3 separate regions of the Homo sapiens genome follow, and regions 1 and 3 are each linked to region 2. Evidence: read pairs that join two places in POLR2A ChIA-PET (ENCODE). Cell type or tissue: OCI-LY7. All regions are shown on one strand.

The links. ChIA-PET counts read pairs that join two places held together with the same protein. Peaks named below come from ENCODE experiments on the same cell type or tissue, not always from the same donor. Only the 100,000 strongest peaks of a DNase experiment are listed, where the experiment ranks them.
Region 1: POLR2A ChIA-PET joins it to region 2 with 21 read pairs; 2 of 35 experiments call an interaction of 5 or more read pairs at or near these places.
Region 3: POLR2A ChIA-PET joins it to region 2 with 16 read pairs; 2 of 35 experiments call an interaction of 5 or more read pairs at or near these places.

Annotation. Positions count from the first base shown.
Region 1 is chr10:21,669,509-21,672,008 of GRCh38, reverse strand. It overlaps MLLT10 (MLLT10 histone lysine methyltransferase DOT1L cofactor), which reads right to left. Exons shown (of 23, transcript NM_001195626.3): 10 at 1,305-1,560. Among named protein-coding and RNA genes, the nearest start is that of MLLT10, 140 kb to the right of the region's middle. In OCI-LY7, no CTCF peak of the experiment used is centred here; no DNase peak of the experiment used is centred here.
Region 2 is chr10:21,723,897-21,726,396 of GRCh38, reverse strand. It overlaps MLLT10 (MLLT10 histone lysine methyltransferase DOT1L cofactor), which reads right to left. Exons shown (of 23, transcript NM_001195626.3): 15 at 42-153. Among named protein-coding and RNA genes, the nearest start is that of MLLT10, 190 kb to the right of the region's middle. In OCI-LY7, no CTCF peak of the experiment used is centred here; a DNase peak (open chromatin) is centred at 1,456.
Region 3 is chr10:21,295,983-21,298,482 of GRCh38, reverse strand. No RefSeq gene overlaps it. Among named protein-coding and RNA genes, the nearest start is that of LINC02643, 76 kb to the left of the region's middle. RefSeq lists an enhancer at 853-1,653. In OCI-LY7, no CTCF peak of the experiment used is centred here; no DNase peak of the experiment used is centred here.

The DNA of each region.
Region 1 (2,500 bases), 54 kb after region 2:
TTATTTATTTAGTGGGTTTTATTGTTTGTTTTTGGTTTTTTGTTTGTTTGTTTTTTGAGGCAGGGTCTTGTTCTGTCGCCTAGGCTGGAGTGCAGTGGCACAATCACGGCTCACTGTAGCTTCAACCTCCCTGGGTCAAGCAATCCTCGCACTGTAGCCTCCTGAGGAGCTGGGGCCACAGGCAGACATCACCAAGCCTGGCTAATTTTGTTTGCCTGTCCAAGGAGACAGGGTCTCACTCTGTCACCCAGGCTGAAGTGCAGTAGTGCAATCTCAGCTCACTGCAGCCTCAACCTCCTGGGCTCAAGCAATCCTCCCACCTCGGCCTCTGAAGTAGCTGGGACTATAGGCATGTGCCACCATGCCTGGCTAATTTTGTATTTTTTAGAGAGACAGGGTTTTGCCATGTTGCCTAGGCTGGTCTCCAACTCCTAAACTCAGATGATCCACCTGACTGAGCCTCATAATACTGGGATTACAGGCATGAGCCACTGTGCCCAGTTCACACCCAGCTAATTTTTAAATTTTTTGTAGAGATGAGGTCTTACCACATTGCCCAAGCTGGCCTCAAGAGTTCTGCCCACCTCAGCATCCCAAACTGCTAGGATTATAGATGTGAGCCACCACGCCCGGCCAACCTTAATTGTTTTTAATGTTTAGGAAATATAAATAAAAAACATTTATGGAAAAGACACCAGGAACAGTATCTCACACCTGTAATCCTAGCACTTTGGGAGGCCAAGGCGGGAGGATCACCTGAGATCAGCAGTTCGAGACCAGCCTGGCCAACATGTGAAATCCCATCTCTACTAAAATACAAAAACTGGCCAGGCATGGTGGCATGCACCTGTAATCCCAGCTACTCAAGAGGCTGAGGCACAAGAATCACTTGAACCTGAGAGGCGGAGGTTGCAGTGAGCCGGCCACTGCACTCCAGCCCAGGCAACAGAGCGAGATTCCGTCTCAAACAAAAAGAAGGACTGTTCTACAGAACTCAAAGCAAAGCTCCAGCTTTTATTATTTTTCTCCCCAATTTTAAGCATTATTCCATATCTAGTTAAACATTAAAATTACAATTCAACTCTGGAAGCACAAATCATATTATAAAAGGAAAGAAAAAGTCCCTATTAAAAAAATTTAATAGGAAACACTATCTTTAAAGTAATCTTACTAAAGCAACTAATCATATAATAATCTAGAACATCCATTAGTTATAAGTTCAAAAACAAACCAATTATTTTACAAAGCATAACTATTATTAACCATCTTAAACACAAGTATTTTAACTAAAACATCACTAATACCTTGAGGAAAAGGGCTAGCTGCTGACACAGTTGTTCCTGGATTTCTTCCACCACCAGGCTTTCTTCCCCTTTGACCTGAGCTGTGAGCTGAAGATTTCTTCCCTTTGCCCTCTGACCCTCTAGTCTCTGAAACATCTTTTCCACTAGAGGTGTGTGCAGAGACTTCCTGGAAATTTGCATTTGTAAATCGTGCAGTAGTATCTTCCAAGCGCTTCAATGATCCAGATATAGAGTTGTTGCTAGTGCTTGTATAAGTCTAACATTTTGATTCAAAAAGGGAAGGAAAAAGAGTTGATTACATTTTAGTTACAGAAAACAATGGGTGCCACATTAATAAGAAGAACTTGCAGAATAAACACAAAGTTTCTGTTCTAAAAATAAGTCAGTTCACCTAAGAAAATCATCCAAAAACAATTTAAGTCTATTATAATTACTTTTAAAAAAAGAAAAGAAAAGAAAAAGCCTACATAATTTAAAGATGGCTGTTTCAGGATCAAATTGCAACAACTAGTAAAAGTATGTATTAGTTATATTTATGAAGTGACACAGTAATACTGAAGATACTCATTTGTCAAGCAACATCATTTTTTTTTAACAATGTCTACACTTCCTAGACATGAAATTAAAATAAGCTTTAGTATTCAACACAGGAAGGTGACAATAAGGGAACTAAGGTGCTACAAATCCATTAGAGGACCATATCCATGAGTTTATAAGGCTAGCGGAGGACAGAGCAAAACTTTTGAAGGAAACCAGGTGAGGGCCCCTTTGCAAAAAAAAACAGAAAGATTTGAAACAGAAATCATTTTTCCAATTGTTATGTTGAGGAAAAAGTTATATATCGCAAAGGTAAGATTTTATAACTATCCCTAAAAATGGTTCTCAATCATTCCCTTGATCTGCATTTGTTAAGGTAAAAAGATGAAGACTTGTATAGTTTCCAGTTTTAGCAGTCATTTTTAATACAAGGTATACCCAAATAATGGTGAATAAAATGACTACATGAAAGTGTATTATACCAGATGCACATTAATCACCATGTTTTGAAATCAAAGGTTTATAAAGTCCATAAGGGCAAAGATTTTGATGTTGCCATTAAGTTCACTAAAGTATCTGAGGCATGCACAGCATAAAGTTCACTAAGTGCTTGCTACATAATCGGCACTAAATTTTTGTTGGATAAGTTAATACTTTTT
Region 2 (2,500 bases):
TGAGAGTAGGGTTTTAGAGTTAGTAATTCTTGAAAACTTACCTGTTTGATTGTTTTCAGACTGAGCTATAAGAGCTGCCATTGATGAATTTGATCTATTGCCATACATATGAGATGGTGCCTGACTGAGAGAAGATCCAGATAGAGTATTTGCCTAAATGGAAAAAATTACAATGATAAATGAATTATATGTGAAAATATATTAAAAGTTTTCCCTTCTAATAGATCTAGTAATTATATTCTCCAACCTAAGAATATAAGCAAAATTTGTGACCTTCTGAAAAGCAAATTTCGTTCTTACTTGTTTTACCATTCAACATGTCAATTTTTTAAAAGTTACATAACTAGGCCGGGCGCGGTGGCTCACGCCTGTAATCCCAGCACTTTGGGAGGCTGACGTGGGCAGATCACGAGATCAGGAGATCGAGACCATCCTGGGTAACATGGTGAAACCCCCGTCTCTACTAAAAATACAAAAAATTAGCCGTGCATGGTGGCGGGCGCCTGTAGTCCCAGCTACTCGGGAGGCTGAGGCAGGAGAATGGCGTGAACCCAGGAGGTGGAGCTTGCAGTGAGAGGAGATCACGCCACTGCACTCCAGCCTGGGCGACAGAGCGAGACTCCGTCTCAAAAAAAAAAAAAAAAGTTACGTAACTACAATTTTTTTTTTTTTTTTTTTGAGAAAGAGTTTCACTCTTACCCAGGCTGGAGTGCAATGGCGCGTTCTCGGCTCACTGCAACCTCCGCCTCTAGGGTTCAAGCAATTCTGCCTCAGACTTCCCAGTGGCTGGGATTACAGGAGGCGCCCGCCACCACGCCCAGCTAAATTTTTTGTATTTTTAGTACAGACGGAGTTTCACCATGTTGGCCAGGTTAGTCTCAAACTCCTGACCTCAGGTGATCCACCCGCCTCGGCCTCCCAAAGAGCTGGGATTATAGGCGTGAGCCACCGCGCCTGGCCATAACTACAAATTTTTAAAAAAGAAGAACTGGCACGTTGGAAGGTAACTATTCCTGCTTTTAATTTTCAACATATCTAGCTGATACCAAACCCCAGTGGCACAGCAACCATGTGGACATGAGACTAATTAATCTTATTAAGCCATCTGAAACATAAAAGCAGGAAGACAACAGGTATCTAACCAAATGCTTCAATCTCTCATATCACAAGCTGGCTAAGGAGGTCAAAAGTCCAACTTTTACTTCTAGTATTTTAGCTACAGGGAGCTGTATTTCCATTGCTTAACTCTGTCATTAGTAAAACCTGCACACTATTTTGTTACTTCCTATTTTGATAGACTTGGAAGCCTGCTGCTTTTTCTGTTTTGTTTTGTTTTTATTTTAAAAGAAAGCAAACAGGCATCCCAAGTATGTTTTCTATACAATGCAGGACTCAACGAATCACAGCTTTGCCCTGACCCCATATAAGGCACTGTCTTTTTGGCAGCAAGCCAGCTCTACTAACTGAAGAGCTCGTCCAAAGTTTGTAATTCATTCATGTTGCTAACCACAATTCTGAAGGCCTCACTGGGACCTGTGCCAAACAAGCGAAAATGAACCCTTAAACAGATGAAGCTAAGGAGGCTGGCCAAAGTATTGCGTAATCCACTGTAATAAAAATGCTTTCTTTGATGTGCATGCTCTCTCCCACTTTCCAAGAATATTATGACCTTAAAATTTGACATTTTGGAGGCAAATCTCTTGTATACAAAATGCTGTTACTCACAGAAGACTCTCAGTGGCCTGAAATAATTCTCAGATTTAACAGAACCACAAATGTTAAAGTAGAATTGTTCTTCTTTTTCATGAATGAAATCAAACTGAAGCTTTTATAAACTAAAATCATTGCAGTTATTTCAGAACAAAACTCTTGAAAATATCGGCAAAGAACTAAAGCACTTCTATCGTAAAGAAGCTGAATAACAAGAACAAAAGATGGGGGACATTTGGATATGTATAACTGCACACAAGAGACTAAGACAACACAGTAGTTGTAAGCAAAATAACACAGAGAAGAAGCTGTATTTCTGGACAGACTCACATCATGACATTGCATCTTGGCCTTCAGCCCACTTACAAAGCATGAAAATGTGCGTTTATGGTTCACGGAAACAGTTTCTGGGATGTACCATCCTTGCTTTCTATTATCTCAAAGCGTGTATTTTATAGTTCACACTTTAATGTGTAAATTAAATCTGTCAATTTCTGGGTTTTGTTTTTCCTCTTATTAAAAATATGCAGACAAAGTCAGTAAGTTGGTACTCTTCAGTCCTGTTTAACAATCAACTGTCCCTCGGGAAAAGGTAAGTTATAACTTCAACATGAAGATCGTGCTGTTCACTTACCATGTATTTAGTAGTAGAGGGCACATAAAACACACAATTCATAAACAGAGATACAGTTAAGATTTTTTTCTCTCTCCAGAAGTCAATTCTTTGGGAATCTTAGCTATTAATAAAACAATATAGAATAAGAAAAATACAAACAATTCAACAGAAAAA
Region 3 (2,500 bases), 430 kb after region 2:
TTGCTATTAAAATCCACTGATGACCAGGTATGTATTCCTGAAAGAAATGTTTTTCATTTTATATTGGCTAAGGCTATACTTTGGTTGTTTGCAAATAACTTTCTTACAAAAAAGCAAGAAAATATAACTTCATAAATGAATTCCCAACAGAGTTAAGATGATGCAATGTGACGGTTACAATAATAACAGTAACACAATAATTGCAGTGCAGTGTTGACTATGTAAAGCTGGGTTTTAAATGCCTTACGTAATCCTCTGTCTTCACAATAATGGTGCTGTAGGAATTCTCATTCCCAGGTTACAGAAGAGAAAACAGAGGCTTAGAGAGATTACATGATCTTCCTTTCTGCCTTCCTTCCTCCCCTCCTTCTCTCTTTCTTTCCTTCCTTTCCTTCCCTCCCTCCCTCTTTCCTTTCCTTCTTCCTACCCTCCCTCCCTCCTTCTTCCATCCTTCCCTCTTTCTTTCCCTCTCTTCCCTTTCTTTTCTTTCTTTCTTCGCCTGCCTGCCTGCCTGCTTTCTTCCCTCCTTCTCTCTTTTTTCCTTTCTTGTTTTCTGACCTAACTCCCATTCACAGAAGCTGACGTAAATAAAAACAAGTATTGGACCTGAAAGTGTCAAAGTTAAATTACAACTAGAATCTGCCTTCTAAGGATGAGGTCAACACTTTAAAAAAGAGAAACAGGAGAGATCACATGATTTAAATGAAAATTGAAGCGGAGCTGGAGGAGGGCCTGGAGTCCCTGCTGGACTCCCCTCTAAGTTGTCTCTATTTGCTGGGGCAGGATAATTAACCTCTTGGGGACTTCTCTGTAGGTTTGGTATTGTTCTGTCCTCTTACGGTGAGACTGCATGGCTTAAAGAGATTTATTATTTATAATTATTTTCGAGCTTCCTAGGCTTAAGGTGCCTGTGCAGAAAGTCAGGGGGCCCAATTCTTTCAACTCAAAATGGCAGAACAGCTTTGCAAATCTGAATCCAAAACACTTTATGTATAGGTTGAAACTATTCATGTCAGGGGTCTTCCTTGTGGAAATCTGGTGTCTATTTTTTCGGCAATGAAGGAATTGCTTCTTAGACAGGAAAGACCCATGTCAACGGAGCCCTGGGCCCTGCTACTAGGAGGGAGAGGAACACAGGAGCAGGGACAGCTTCAGCTCCACATCAAGGGAAAAGCAGTTCCAGACGCAGAGCTTGGCAAATACACCTGCAAGTTGTAGGGATCGCTTTTGAAAACCAGCTGCAGCCACGCACGATGGCTCACACCTGTAATCCCAGCACTTTGGCAGGCTGATGTTGGAGGATCACTTGAGGTTAGGGGTTTGAGACAAGCCTGGGCAACACAGTGAGACCCCCATCTCCGCAAAAAATTAAAAAATTACTGTAACTCCAGCACTTTGGGAGGCCAGGGTTGGCAGTTTACTTACTGGAGGCCAGGAGTTCAAGACCAGCCTGGCCAACATGGTGAAACCCTGTCTCTACTAAAAATACAAGAATTAGCCAGGTGTGGTGGCAGGCGCCTGTAATTTCAGCTACTCTGGAGGCTGAGGCAGGAGAATCACTTGAAGCTGGGAGGCGGAGGTTGCAGTGAGCGGAGATCTCCCCACTGCACTCCAGGCTGGGCGACCAAGCAAGACTCCATCTCAAAAAAAAAGAAAAATTAGCTGGCGTGGTGGCATGTGCCTGTGGTCCCAGCTACTTGAGAAGTGGAAGTGGGAGAATAACTTAAGCCTGGGAATTTGAGGCTGTGGTGAGTACGATCGCACCACTGCATCCCAGCCTGGGTAGCAGAGCCAGGCCCTGTCTTCAAAAACAAAAACAAAACCCACAGTTGCTGGAGCTGGGTTCCAAGTGGGGGTTGATGTGATAGCCATGAGCGAGCCCCAGTCAGGGCCTGTGGGTTGCTCCCCACATGGTCTGGGGAGATGTTGGGTGGAGTCTCCGGGGGCTGCCCGGCTGCTTTGTGGCTTTGCCCAGGAAGACCTGTGTCCAAGGCACATGGGGACACTGTGGGTATTCACTGTGATCAGTAACTTGTCACAGTTGCTGTTAGTAGTGAAAATCTGCTCTCATAGCCCCTTGGAAGAGTTTCTTTTCTTTTTTCTTTTTGAGGAGTGCAATGGCATGATCTTGGCTCACTGCAACCTCCACCTCCTTGGTTCAAGTGATTCTGCTGCCTCAGCCTCCCAAGTAGCTGGGATTACAGGGATGTACCACCATGCCCAGCTAATTTGCAACCTGCACCTCCCTGGTTCAAGTGATTCTCCTGCCTCAGCCTCCCAAAGAGCTGGGATTACAGGGATGTGCCACCGTGCCCAGCTAATTTTGTATTTTTAGTAGAGACAGGGTTTCACCATATTGGTCAGGCAGGTCTTGAACTTCTGACTTCAGGCGATCCACCTGCCTCGGCCTCCCAAAGTGGTGGGATTACAGGTGTGAGCCACTGCACCTGGTCCCCTTGGAAGAGTTTCAGTCCCAATTGGGGAGGAGGGGGAGAGCTGG